2 separate regions of the Homo sapiens genome follow, and region 1 is linked to region 2. Evidence: read pairs that join two places in POLR2A ChIA-PET (ENCODE). Cell type or tissue: Caco-2. All regions are shown on one strand. Links, peaks and the distances in the headings refer to the core of each region. The heading gives the core; the rest is flanking DNA. Region 1 overlaps INTS3 (integrator complex subunit 3). Region 2 has its middle 6.4 kb from the start of SNAPIN.

Region 1 (2,500 bases), core at 1-2,500, 110 kb after region 2:
GATTCTCTTGCTTTATCTAATCTTATTTGACTTGCTCATCTTTCTTGTTCTCTTAACTCTTTTCTCCTAGTAACTCCTGCTCAGTAGTTAGAAGGCTTTCATGTAATATTTACAATATTTATCTCACTTTAACTTGCCCATCTCTCTTCCCAGCTCTAGGCCCTGGCCTCTGATGACAGTTTGTCATGTTGGGCCTCAAACCTTACTCTCAATACAACTGCCATCTCCTTACCACACATACACACTTTGTTTTGGGATAAGGGTCTAAGTCAAGTAGTATTTTCCAACTTGGTTTTAAATTAAAGAGCACTTGGAGGCTGGGCATGGTGGCTCATGCCTGTAATCCCAGTACTTTGGGAGGCTGAGGCGGGTGGATCACTTGAGGTCAGGAGTTCAAGACCAGCCTGGCCAACATCATGAAACTCCGTCTCTACTAAAATACAAAAAAATTTGTATTTGGCGGGCACCTGTAGTCCCAGCTACTCAGAAGGCTGAGACATGAGAATTACGTGAACCTGGGACGGGGAGGTTGCAGTGAGCCGAGATGGCGCCACTGCACTCCAGCCCAGGCGACAAGAGTGAGACTAGCACTTCGGACTGTCCCTGATCTTACTCTAGTTACCAATCCTAATGAGCTGAGCATAGAGGAGTCATGTCCAGTGTTGCTCTTATTCCTGGCAACATCCCTCTGCAGGTCATGGAGGGTTGTGAGGACAAGAGGTTTGTCAAGAGGTTTGTCCTCCCAGGGTCAGTATTCCATTTAGATGATAAACTCCTTATTCTCTCACTTGCCCTCCATTCTCCCTTCCTAGAAGCATGGGGCATGTTAGAGGACCCAGGAGGCCATTAAATGCCTTATCTTTTTTTACTCCCAAGTCAAAATTGAGGAGCCAGTTTCCATGGAGATGGACAACCATATGTCGGATAAGGATGAGAGTTGCTATGACAATGCAGAGGCAGCCTTCAGTGACGATGAAGAGGATCTCAACAGCAAAGGTGAGGCCATCAGCAAGGGCTAGTTCAGGGTTGTGTCAGCCCTGAGAGGACCAGTTCCCAGAAGCAGCCTCTCTGCACTCTTCCTGTCACCCTTATTCCTGTGAGTTAAAGTTTTGTTCACAGGGTATCTGGATGAGACTCCAGAATGCAGAGCCCTGTACTTAACACTCAAGGCAGGAAGGAAAAAAGAAGTGGTTCCTGCCCTTGTTTGCTTGTAAGAGCTAGTACATGTGCACAGTCAGGGAGATGCTTCAGGCACTCACACAGCATTGAGGAAACAGGTGCACACTTAGGGCATGTGAGGAAGGGGATAAGTCATTGAGGGGACTGTCTCTGTTGCTGGCATCTGGGCAAACTGACTTCTTTCCCAAATCACTCCCTTTAGGAAAGAAGAGGGAGTTTCGCTTCCACCCTATCAAGGAGACAGTTGTGGAGGAGCCAGTTGATATCACCCCTTACCTTGACCAGTTGGATGAGTCCCTGAGGGACAAAGTACTCCAGCTACAGAAGGGGAGGTGGGTACAGACCTTGTTCTCAACTTCAGGAGGTTCAGCCCCAGGCTCTCTACCTGGTGCTTAATGGGTATAGCAGGAGATGGGGGTTGGAGGCAAACATGATAGGAGTGTGTGGAGAGGTAGCTGAAGCTTCATGAGGGAGTTCTTCTGCACTTTACGTTAGGGAGTATGAGCTGGGAGTGGGGCAGCCTCATTCCGTAACACCTTGAGTTCCCACTCTGCAGATTCTTGGGAGAAGAACCTCTGAGAACCAAGGCAGGATTGGTGGGGATTTTCCTTTTCTTTGGGCCTCTGCCCAGAGAGCAGCCAATTCTGCCCTAAAGCCTCCCCATCCAAGCTGGGATTTTACACAGAGCTCCTTTGTTTTGTCTCTGTGCATGTGAGTGTGCTTGTGCACTGTTCTGGGTGTGTGTCCTGCCCTCTGCTATCATTTATGTCCCTGGGATTTCCTCTCATTTCTGTCCTGCAGTGATACGGAGGCCCAGTGTGAGGTCATGCAGGAAATTGTGGACCAGGTCCTGGAGGTGAGGAGGAACCCAATCCCTTAGGGAGGAAGCAGCCTAGCCTGCTTAGCTTACACGTCTCCCAGGGAAGACAACTCACTTTTTCCCTCCCCTAGATGAGTCCCTCTTATAGTGGGGAGGGGAGCTTGCTGATCCTGGAGGTGGAAGCAGATGAGTTCCAAGACTGGGATCGTGGGGGCAGGAGGGCTTGGGTGTAGGTAGTGACTCTCCCTCCCTTGTCTCATCACCCAGGAAGACTTTGACTCGGAGCAGCTGTCTGTCCTTGCTTCCTGCCTACAGGAGCTCTTCAAGGCCCACTTTCGAGGGGAGGTCCTGCCTGAGGAGATTACTGAGGAGTAAGGCTGATTTTCCCTCACTCCAGAGCCTCAGGAGCCAGAGGGTGCTCTTACAGCCTGAGTCCAAGAGACCCCTTACTGTAGACTTGAGAAAAATCTGTTCACTTGGTGTTTTTATTCTCACATGTAC
Region 2 (11,990 bases), core at 7,776-10,275:
TAATGATGTTTTTTTTTTTTTTTCTTGTGACCGAGTCTCGCTCCTGTCACCAGGCTGGAGTGCAGTGGCGCGATCTTGGCTCTGCAACCTCCAACTCTCTGGTTCAAGCGATTCTCCTGCCTCAGCCTCCCGGGTGGCTGTGACTACAGACATGTGCCACCACACCCAGCTAATTTTTGTATTTTTAGTAGAGATGGGGTTTCACCATGTTGGCCAGGATGGTCTTGATCTCTTGACTTGGTGATCCACCCGCTTCAGCCTCCCAAAATGCAGGGATTACAGGCGTGACCCACTTTCAGCCTCCCAAAGTGCAGGGATTACAGGCGTGACCCACTGCACCCAGCCACTTTAATGATGTCTTGATATACCCCTTGTATGGTTGAGAGTTTCTTTCTTCTTACTTGTGTTAAAATTCTGGAGAGCCTGTGGCTTTGAGCAGAAAGTGAAGAATTTGACTTCCTCTGAGCTCTGCAGAAATAACACCACGCCCACAAAAACTCAAGGAAGATTGTCTTGGGCAACATTCTGGGCCCTTGGGCCCTGGCACATATTTCCCTTTTTCCCTATGTTGAGAGCTGAAGAGAAAAGAACCTAGTAGCGCCCAGCCAAGCCAGTTGTCATTGGGCTGCCTTTCACCCTAAACTGCCAGGAGGTTGTACTTACTGGGGGCTGGGAAGGAAATTTTGGTCAGGACAACCCAAACTTGAATCCTGTGATGTGGGGTGTCTGTAGGTCCCAAGGGAGATGGGCAGTGGGGGTCTAGCAGAAGGCTACAGGTTGGACGGTGACTGCAGAACTGAATCCCCAGTTCAGCTCCTTCTGCCTTTTCCAGTGCTAAAGCATGAGGACTTCCCCTCCCAGCCAACCTCCCCAACAACCCAAACAAGTGCAAAATGCCAGGCTCCCTCCTACCCCAGAGGAGACTGATGCTTAAGAGTTCTCTATAAAGGAGGTGACTGCCGTAGCCTAGGCTTCCTTCCTTCTACCTCCATGTCCTTCCTACTTCATTGAAAGAATTTATCCCCAAATCGCTTATGTGGGGCACAGGGAACTCTCCTATCAGCCAAGGGTCCTCCAGCCCCACCTACTGCTCACTACAGTTCCCAGGGTCTCCTGAGGCCTGTGTCCCTGTCATCCTCAGTCACTGGTCGTGTGGGACAAGGTGAGTAAACCTGACCTCCTCTGGGTCAGCCTTTCATTCAGCTGCCATGTGCTGAGGGCTTGCCATACCAACACAAGGCATCCTTTGTAAGGGTAACATTAGGAGCATAGGGAAGAGGTTGATGAGCTGGATCTTTTAAGACAAGGGAAAGTAGAGAAAATACACCAAGCAGAGGGAACCAAGTGTAAAGGTACAGTGCTAAAAGAACACCTGAGGCTGGGCACAGTGGCTTACGCCTGTAATCCCAGCACTTTGGGAGGCCGAGGCGGGTAGATCACCTGAGGTCGGGAGTTTGAGACCAGCCTGACCAACATGGAGAAACCCCGTATCTACTAAAAATATGAAATAAGCTGGGCGTGGTGGCACATGCCTGTAATCCCAGCTACTCGGGAGGCTGAGACAGAAGAATCACTTGAACCCGGGAGGCGGAGGTTGCAGTGAGCCGAGATGGCGCCATTGCACTCCAGCCTGGGCAACAAGAGTGAAACTCCATCTCGAAAAAAAAAAGGTGGTCCTGCTGCTATGAATAGATAGCTCCATGGACCCAGCAGGGGTTAGGGTAGAGGCTCCCACTTATGCCTCGGTGGGCTCTCCCACCTGCGTCACACCCTGGCTAGTGACCCAGTCAGACGTGCTGGGGACCCTGGCTGACCACCTGTACCAGGGGCAAGGAAGGAAGGAGAGGGGAGCATTGTGAAGCAGGGCAGGATGACTCTTGAAGGTGGAGACAGGCCCTGGACAGCTCTGGGACCCTTAATGGTGGCAGCAGCCCCCAGTCATAGGCCTCATTGTGTGGGCAGCCTGGGACAGCTAAGATCCCCATGAGGTCTCTTTAAAGGATTCACTAAATGCTCCATTTAGTCTTGGTTTGTTTTTTTGTTTTGTTTTGTTTTTTGAGATGGAGTCTCGCTCTGTTGCCTGGCTGGAATGCAGTGGTGCAATCTTGGCTCACTGAAAACTCCAACTCCCTGGTTCAAGCAATTCTGCCTCAGCCTCCTGAGTAGCTGGGATTACAGGCATGCGCCACCACACCCAGCTAATTTTTGTATTTTTAGTAGAGACGAGGTTTCACCATGTTGGCTAGGATGGTATCGATCTCCTGACCTCGTGATCCATCTGCTTCGGCCTCCCAAAGTGCCGGGATTACAGGCGTGAGCCACCACGCCTGGCGATTTTGTTTCTTACCCTTTAGTGTAAGGTGATTATCAGCTGAAGATTTAAACACATCCATGAGGAGATGGGGGAAGGGGTTCCTTCAGAAAGTCCTAAAGCTTTCCTCTGGAATTTTTTTTTTTTTTTTGGAACAGAGTTTCACTCTTATTCCCCAGGCTGGAGTGCAATGGCACGATCTGGGCTCACCACAACCTCCACCTCCCAGGTTCAAGGGATTCTTCTGCCTCAGCCTCCCGAGTAGCTGGGATTACAGGCATGCACCACCACGCCCGGCTAATTTTGTATTTTTAGTAGTGATAGGGTTTCTCCATGTTGGTCAGGCTCGTCTCGAACTCCTGACCTCAGGTGATCTGCTCGCCTCGGCCTCCCAAAGTGCTGGGATTACAGGCATGAGCCACCGCACCCAGCATCCCCTTTGGATTTTAATTCAAAGCACATACTCTCAGGAGTTTAATTTCAAGAGGAAAGCCAGTTCAGACAACAGAGAAGAGAAAGGAGGTGGGGGAAAGGTAGACGGGAAAGATAAAAGAAGAAAGGCCCCTAATGTTTTCCTCAGCACTGCCAAGGCAGGACCTCACCCTCAGCCTCTGACCCCTTTGTGATAAGCAGGAGTCCTGGGGCCTGGCCAGATAATTCACCCATGGGGGATGTGGGCAGATGGCAGCTCTCCAGAAGCACCAGTTAAGATAGCTTGAACCACAGACCTGACTACCTGCCCTAACCCCTCCCAGCTCCCACCTCTACTGCTGCCCCTCCAGTTCCTCCACTGAAGCTTCGTAAGGCTCCCCAAACAGAGGTTTGGCCTCCCAGAAAGCAGGATGTACCAGGAATATCCTCATCCCTATCCTTTGGAGCTCACAGAGGCCCAAAGAAGTCTGACTCTCAGGTCTTCCTCCCCAGTTAAAGGCATTACCAGACACCATTCTGTGAACCCTCTCTCCCACAAGAAAGGCCTTCTTCTAAGCCCCACCCAGGCTCTACAGAGGGTGCAGGTTGCAGGTGCCCTCCAGGCAGAGTGCACTATGTGTGCTGCCTGAGAGAATATAGCATGTTCCGGCAGAGCTTCCACCTGGGCCTACCCCAGAACCCACCTTGAGGTAGCCAGCAAGGAGAAGGCAGTTCAACCTAAGCATGGGGAGAACAGAGTCAGAAGAGTCTGAGAGGCAGGGAAGAGCCAGTGCTTCCAGGAGATGAGAAGAGACCTAAAGTCTAGAACAGAAAGGCTTGCAGGCACTGAAATCCCAAAAGCACCCAACTCATCACCCCAAGAAAACAAGCTGCTCCAGGATTCTGGCAGGGATGAGGATTGGCAGTGTGGACACAGCTGGGTTGGCAGTGTATCCTGACCACCAGCTTCCTGCCAAGTGTGTGTTTGTGCCAGTCAGCCTGTGGCAGACACAGCAGCAGGTGGCCCCAGCACATGCGCAGTGGCCATGGGGAGTGAGATCCCTAGGTCTGACTCTTTGGGGGACATTAGCCCTGCCATGGGTGAGTGGGGAGGAAGTCAATAGACTAAGATTATTGGGGGAACATAGGGGCACCCGATCCCATGCAGCCCATAAAACTAGAGGGGTACAGGACGTGAGTATTATGAAGTTTTTCCTAGTGGAGATATGGGAGGGAGCAGGGAGACAGACTGGAAGTGGCCTAGGTAGGAAGTCTGACCTAGGTGTGATTCTTGAGTTGAAGACAGGGAGAAAGTGAGTTGTTATTTCCTAGCCATTACTAACCAGTAGTGGCCAGACACAGTGGCTCACACCTGTAATCCTACCACTTTGGGAGGCTAAGGTGGGAGGATCACTTGAGCCCAGGAGTTTGAGACCAACCTGGTCAACATGGTGAAACCCCATCTCTATAAAAAATACAAAAAAAAAAAAAAAGGTCAGTTGCTGTGGCTCACACCTATAATCCCAGCACTTTGGGAGGCCAAGGCAGGAGGATCACCTGCAGTCAGGAGTTCAAGACCAGCCTGGTCAACATGGTGAAACTTCATCTCTATTTAAAAAATAGAAAAATTAGCCGGGAGCAGTGGAGGGCGCCTATAATCCCAGCTATTGGGGAGGCTGAGGAACAGGAGAACTGCTTGAACCCGGGAGGTGGAGGTTGCAGTGAGCGAAGATTGCACCACTGCACTCCAGCAGGGCAACAGAGCGAGACTCCATCTCAAAAAAAAGAGATTTTGGCCAGGCGCGGTGGCTCACGCCTGTAATTCCAGCATTTTGGGAGGCCAAGGCGAGTGGATCACTTGCGGCCAGGAATTCGAGACCAGCCTGGCCAACATGGTGAAACCCTGTTTCTACTAAAAATACAAAAATTAGCGGGGCATGGGGGCAGGGGGCCTGTAATCCCAGCTACTCGGGAGGCTGAGGCAGGAGAATTGCTTGAACCCAGGAGGCAGAGGTTGCAGTGAGCCGAGATCACACCATTGCACTCCAGCCTGGGCAACAAGGGCAAAACTACATCTCAAAACAGATATATATATAGATATATAGATAGATATAGATATATAGATATATAGATAGATATATAGATATATATAGAAGCTGGGTGTGGTGGCATGTGCCTGTAGTCCCAGCTACTTGAGAGGCTGAAGTGGGAGGGTCACTGGAGCCCAAGAGGTCAAGGCTACAAGGCTACATTGAGCTGTGATCACACCACTGCAGTCCGACCTGGGTGACAGAGTGAGACTCTGTCTCAAACAACAACAACAACAACAACAACAAGCTGGGCGCGGTGGCTCATTCTTGTAATCCCAGCACTTTGGGAGGCCGAGGCAGGTGGATCACTTGAGGCCAGGAGTTTGAGACCAGCGTGGCCAACATGGTGAAACCCTGTCTCTACTAAAAATACAAAAATTAGCCGGGCATGGGGGCAGGGGGCCTGTAATCCCAGCTACTCAGTAGGCTGAGGCAGGAGAATCTCTTGAAACAGGGAGGCAGAGGTTGCAGTGATTTGAGATTGCACCACTGCACTCCAGCCTGGGCGACAGAGCAAGACTCCGTCTCAAAAAAAAAAAAAAAAAAAAAGAAACAAAAACACCCCAAAACAAACTAACCAGTAGAAAGCGAGATGTTTAGAGAGATGGTGGAAAGCTGTATAATACATCAAACTCAACCTGAGCTCCATTTTCTCTGCCCACCCAGGGCTTGCAGAGGTTGCAGGCATCGTGATGGATGCCAGGCAGTAAATACCTATGCATCTGCTGCCTAAGTTTTGTAATGGCTGGCAGCCAGATTAACTGCACCAGATCATCATCCACACCTCCTGCTGAATGGAGATGCAGCTGCACCAGGCACCACAGCTGCTGAACCCAGGTGCTATACACCATACCCAAGCTCAGCTGGGTCCCCAGCCCTAGCTGACCAGGCTGTGTGGCTGCAGGTCAGGGTGCCCCACCAAGCATCAGTCTGCTCAACTGTAAGCATCAGGTGAGAGTTTAGACATAAAAATGCTTGTAAAATATAAGTCCACTATCAGCTGGGCATGGTGGCTCATGCCCATAATCCCAGCATTTTGGGAGGCCAAGGCAGATGGATCACTTGAGGTCAGGAGTTCAAAACCAGCCTAGCCAACATGGTGAAACCCCATCTCTACTAAAAATACAAAAATTAGCCAGGTGTGGTGGCGTGCGCCTGCAGTCCCAGCTACCTGGGAGGCTGAGGCAGGAGAATCACTTGAACCTGGGAGGCAAGAGGTTGCAGTGAGCTGAGATCATGCAACTACACGCTGCACTCCAGCCTGGGTAACAGAGAGAAATTCTGTCTCAAAAAAAAATTATATATATATATAATTTTTTACATACATAATTATATATATATAATTTTATATATATAATACATAGACATATATATATATACACACACACACATATATGTATATAAGTCCCATATAAATAGCTGTAAATCCCCTATGCTGGACAATTGTGGGGAAGATAGAAACCCAACAGGCTCTCTGAGGCAGTCTGCAGAAAGTGGGCTTTGCTTGTGGAGAACCATAGGAGGCTGCTGGAATACAGGAGGATCATGGTCTCTGAATTTTCCTGCACAACGTCTCACTAAATCTGCCCCTCCCTGTCCTCTCCTCCTCCCTTTCTCCTCATATCTCGGTAGGTACCCTCTGCCCTTTTATTGCTCATACTTTTCCTTTATGATACAATTCCTCCTAAGAAAACCAAATACTTGGAACAGAAATGGGGAGGTTGGAAAACAAGACTCATTAGAGAAGCCTTCTGGGTGGTGATCAGGCCTTGGAGGTGGGAACACCATTTCCCTGTGACTTGTGCCCAAGTGAATAAAATCGTACTTTAGATCTAGAGCTTCCTGTAGAGCAGACAAGTGAATTTTCCAGCTGTTGCACAACCAGGAAGAACCTTGTAGCTCTAAATTAATCTTTTTTGCCAGCTCTGTGAAAATGATTCTGAATCCTTTAAATATTTTTCCTTTGACAGCTGGCACAATGTTTGTCAATAGAGGACACTGGAGGAACATTTCAGGAGGAACCATTACTTCCTTGTTCTGGTGGGTCCCGGAACATGACTTCAGGACTCATCTCCGGCAGTGCATGGCAGCCAGTAGTACCCAGTGGGCAGCAGCTTCAGGCTGTTTCATAAGGGAATGCCTCCTGTGAGCCACCTCCCATACACAGCTTTCCCAGGCACTCTAGAGTGTAGAATTCTAGAGGTAAGTTCTGGAAGGCAGATTTCTGGCACATTCCACCAACATGCCATCAGAGCAACTTCTGAGTCATTCAGTGAGCCACAGCCATGCCCTTTTCTTTTTTTCTTTTTTTTGAGATGGGGTCTCACTCTGTTACCTAGACTGGAGTGCCATGGCTTGATCTCGGCTCACTGCAACCTCCACCTCCCAGGTTCAAGAGATTCTCCTGCCTCAGCCTCCCAAGTAGCTGGGCTTACAGGTGCTCACCACCACACTTGGCTAATTTTTGTATTTTTAGTAGAGACAGGGTTTCACCAAGTTGGCCAGGCTGGTCTCGAACTCCTCACCTCAAGTGATACACCCACTTTAGCCTCCTAAAGTGCTGGGATTACAGGCATGAGCCACCACACCCGGCCTTTTTGTGTGTGTGTGAAGCAGAGTCTCGCTCTGTCACTCAGGCTGAAGTGCAGTGGTGCCATCTTGGCTCAGTGCAACTTCCACCTCCTGGGTTCAAGCGATTCTCCTGCCTTAGCCTCCTGAGTAGCTGGGATTACAGGCATGTGCCACCACACCCGTATTTTTAGTAGAGACAGGGTTTTGCCATGTTGGCCAGGCTGGTCTCGAACTCCTGACCTCAAGTGATCCACCTGCCTCAGCCTCCCAAAGTGCTGGGATTACAAGCATGAGCCACTGCACCCGGCCAAGCCATGCCCTTTTCAACAATGTCTGGATCTCAGACCTGGTGGCTAGAGCTCTTCCCTGTGTGCTCTAACTCTAGGAGTAACAGCCGCTCCTAACATCTGCTCTTCCTATGTGCTTTAGAGTTCTCTCTGCTTATTAGCCAATTCCTCATTACTCCAATCCCCCATCACCAAATAGAGTTGATAACTCTTTACAGTAAACTATCCCTGTTGATATTGTGTCATTTGTCTCTCTTCATTGGACCCTGACATACAAACAGCATGGTGGTTGTATGTGCAGTAGTTGGATGGGAAGGGGCATTCTTAGGACCTGCATCTTCAGTCTCTCTGGAAAAGCCAAGGCCTGGAGGAGGGCCACAGCTATACGATACAGGTGAAGGCAGGCAGGAAGGGGCTTTTGTGCTGAATACCTTGGGCCTAAAGTGTGATAAATGTTTAGAGAATGAAAAATTACACTAGCACTGGCCTTCAACCTCTTATCAAATTTCAGGGATTCTTCAAGACCCTTGTCCAGTTTTCCTCACAAGTGTCCCAGGAACAAAGGACAGAGTCTAAAATTCCTTTCAGCACTACTTTTCTCTAAGCAGGGGTATTATGAAATCTGACTGGTATTTCAGAATGCAGACTGACCTGGAATATAGAGACTACAGGCAAGATCAGTCAGGAGGCCTTTGCAATAGACCCCATGAGAAATAAAGTTCAAGAAAAAGGAAAGCATAAAAACAAAACACATGCTTTTCCTCAGAGAACCAGCCTTTGAAGTCAGATTACTAGATAACCATACTAAAAAATTATTTGTTGTTGCTGGGCACGGTGGCATACGCCTGTAATCCCATCACTTTGGGAGGCCAAGGCGGGTGGATCACCTGAGGTCAGGAGTTTGAGACCAGCCTGGCCAACATGGTAAAACTCCGTCTCTACTAAAAATACAAAAATTAGCCAGGCGTGGTGGCAGGCACCTGTAAGCCCAGCTACTCAGGAGGCTGAGGCAGGAGAATTGCTTGAACTCGGGAGGCAGAGGTTGCAGTGAGCCGAGATCGCGCGACTGCACTCCAGCCTGGGAAACAAGAGTGAAACTCCATCTAAAAAAAAAAAAAAAAGAGCCAGGCATGGGGGCGGGCGCATGTAATCCCAACTACTCGGGAAGTTGAGGCTGGAGAATTGCTTGAACCCGGAGGTGGAGGTTGCAGTGAGCTGAGATCATACCCCTGCACTTCAGCCCAGGCAACAAAGCAAGACTCTATCTCAAAAAAAAAAAAAAAAAAAAACTGTTGTTTATCTGAAATTCAAATTTACCTGGTGTCCCAAGTGTTTTGTTTATTCTGTTTGCTAAATCCGGCAATAGGGAGTATTTAATCTAAAGAATTGAAGAGGCACCTGAAAGGACAGTGGCCTAACACACAAGGGCTTCTTGTGCAAACAGTGGGCCATCAACCTCCAAGGCCCTCTCCCAGCCCAGGTCAACACCTGTTCTCTCTTTGCAGTACAAGCCTCAGAGATTTCAACACTTTTCCATTCCTCTTCAACACTGTCACTACTTTCTCCCCTGGGCTTCCTTTTCCCAAGGCCTGACTGTGAAGCAGGTTGCAGTTGCCTTGCCACTTACTCCCAAAATAAGCTCCTAGCCTCTCGCAAGAGCTTTACCTCTAATCACCAGAGAGGAAGATACAGGGATACAAACGTAATCAACGACAAAAAGTGTATAAGGTGGTTTTTGGTGTGTGTGTGTGTGAGACAGAGTCTTGCTCTTTCACCCAGGCTGGAGTGCAGTGGCATGATCACAGCTCACTGCAACCTCTACCTCCCAGGCTCAAGTGATCCTCCCACCTCAGCCTCTCGAGTAGCAGGAACTACAGGTGTGTGCCACCATGCCCAGTTATTTTTTTTATTAATTTTTTTGTAGAGATGGGAGTCTCCCTATGTTGCACAGGCCGGTCTTGAACTCCTGGCTTCAAGCAATCCTCCCGCCTCAGCCTCCCAAAGTGGTGGGATTACAGGCATGAGCCACCCCACCCAGTGTAAGTGTATAAGGTTTTAAAAGTTATCACAGTTGGGGCTGGGCTTGGTGGCTCACGCCTGTAATCCCAGCACTTTGGGAGGCCGAGGTGGGAGGACTGCTTGATGCAGGAGTTCAAGACCAGCCTGGGCAACATAGGGAGGCCTCGTCTCTACAAAAAATAATAATAAAAAAAAAGTTATCACAGTTGGGGTCTTAGGTTTAGAGCTGCTGACCACCAAATCTCACAGTGATTCAAATGCCTTATCTTCCTTTATTACTGAAGATGAAGCTCAAAGCTGAACGTTCTGGTGCCCATTTATCACTATGGATGCCTTTGCCTGTCCTCCAGGAGCATTTCTGCTCATACATCCTTCCCCATGGCCTAGGGAATTGGGAGCCACGGGAACACATTAGAGCCTAGGAGACAGATGTAAATTATCTGGAAAGCCATGAAAAACCAAACCGAACTAAACTAAGGAAGGAATCATTGTCTTCATAATTCTCAGGGAAAAAGAAAACCATGGAAGGGTGTCTTGAGGCCAGGAGTTCGAGAACAGCCTGGGCAACATAGGGAGACCCTGCCTGTACCAAAAAAATTTAAAAAATTAGCCAGGCATGGGGGCAGGTGACTGTAGTCCCAGTTACTTAGGAGGCTGAGGCAGGAGGATGGCTCGAGCCCAGAAGTTTGAGGTTACAGTGAGCTATGATAACATCACTGCACTCCAGCCTCAGCAACAGAGTGAGACCTTGTCTCTAAAAATGAAAGGAAAAATAAGTGAACTAAGGAAACTTTAAAATTTATTTTTATGGCCGGGCGCGGTGGCTCATGCCTGTAATCCTAGCACTTTGGAAGGCCGAGGCGGGTGGATCACGAGGTCAGGAGATCGAGACCATCCCGGCTAACGTGGTGAAACCCCATCTCTACTAAAAATACAAAAAATTAGCCGGGCGTGGTGGTGGGCGCCTGTAGTCCCAGCTACTCGGGAGGCTGAAGCAGGAGAATGGCATGAACCCGGGAGGCGGAGCTTGCAGTGAGCGAGATTGCACCACTGCACTCCAGCCTGGGTGACAGAGCAAGACTCGGTCTCAAAAAAAAATTTTTTTTAATTTTTATTTTTTGAGACAGGGTCTCACCCTGTCACCCAGGCTGAAGTGCATGCAGTGCCACGATCTTGGCTCACTGTAGCCTCAACTTCCTAGGCTCAAGGTCCTCCTACTTCAGCCTCCCAAGTAGCGGGGACCACAGCTGTGAGCCACCATGCCTGGCTAATTTTTTTTTTTTTTTTTTTTTTTGAGATGGAGTCTCGCTCTGTCGCCCAGGCTGGAGTGCAGTGGCGCGATCAGGGCTCACTGCAAGCTCTGCCTCCCGGGTTCACGCCATTCTCCTGCCTCAGCCTCCCGAGTAGCTGGGACTACAGGAGTCCGCCACTGCGCCCGGCTAATTGTTTGTATTTTTAGTAGAGATGGGGTTTCACCGTGGTCTCGATGTCCTGACCTCGTGATCCACCCGCCTCGGCCTCCCAAAGTGCTGGGATTACAGGCGTGAGCCACTGCGCCTGGCCGCCTGGCTAATTTTTTATTTCCTGTAGAGACAGAGTCTCACTAGGTTTGTTGCCCAGACTGATCTCGAACTCCTGGGCTCAGGTGATCCTCCCGCCTCAGCCTCCCAAAGTGCTGGGATTACAGGAGTGAGCCACCATGCCCTGCCTGCATGTTTATATTATTCAGCCTTAAAAAGGAATGAAATTCGGATACATGCAGTTTTTTACATATTTAATGCCATTAAAAATATACTCTTTAGAAATAGACCAGGCGTGGTGGCTCACGTCTGTAATCCCAGCACTTTAGGAGGCTGAGTTGGGAGGATCACCTGAGCCCAGGAGTTCGAGACCAGTCTGGGCAACAAACATAGTGAGACCTCTTCTCTACAGAAAATGAAAAATTAGTCAGGCATGGTGGCTAACACCTGTGGTCCCTGCTACTTGGGAGACTGAAGCAGGAGGACCTCTTGACCCCAGGAGGTGAAGGCTACAGTGAGCCAAGACGGTGGCACTGCACTCCAGCCTAGGCGACAGAGAGAGACCTTGTCTTAAAAACAACCAACCACAATAAACTCTTTAGAAATAGAAAACGATACTATGAATATAATGTGGCTTTCTCATAAAGTGTTTTTGTTTTTGGTTTGTTTTTGTTTGGTTTGGGTTGCTTTTTTTTTTTTTTTTTTTTTTTTTGAGGCGGAGTCTCTCTGTTGCCCAGACTGGAGTGCAGTGGCGCGATCTCGGCTCACTGCAATCTCCGCC

The links. Peaks named below come from ENCODE experiments on the same cell type or tissue, not always from the same donor. Only the 100,000 strongest peaks of a DNase experiment are listed, where the experiment ranks them.
Region 1: POLR2A ChIA-PET joins it to region 2 with 5 read pairs; 9 of 35 experiments call an interaction of 5 or more read pairs at or near these places.

What each region holds. Positions count from the first base shown.
Region 1 is chr1:153,761,852-153,764,351 of GRCh38, forward strand. INTS3 (integrator complex subunit 3) reads left to right here. Exons shown (of 30, transcript NM_023015.5): 15 at 877-996; 16 at 1,382-1,511; 17 at 1,981-2,035; 18 at 2,267-2,370. Among named protein-coding and RNA genes, the nearest start is that of SLC27A3, 12 kb to the right of the region's middle. In Caco-2, for the core only: no CTCF peak of the experiment used is centred there; no DNase peak of the experiment used is centred there.
Region 2 is chr1:153,646,354-153,658,343 of GRCh38, forward strand. No RefSeq gene overlaps it. Among named protein-coding and RNA genes, the nearest start is that of SNAPIN, 6.4 kb to the right of the region's middle. In Caco-2, for the core only: no CTCF peak of the experiment used is centred there; a DNase peak (open chromatin) is centred at 9,138.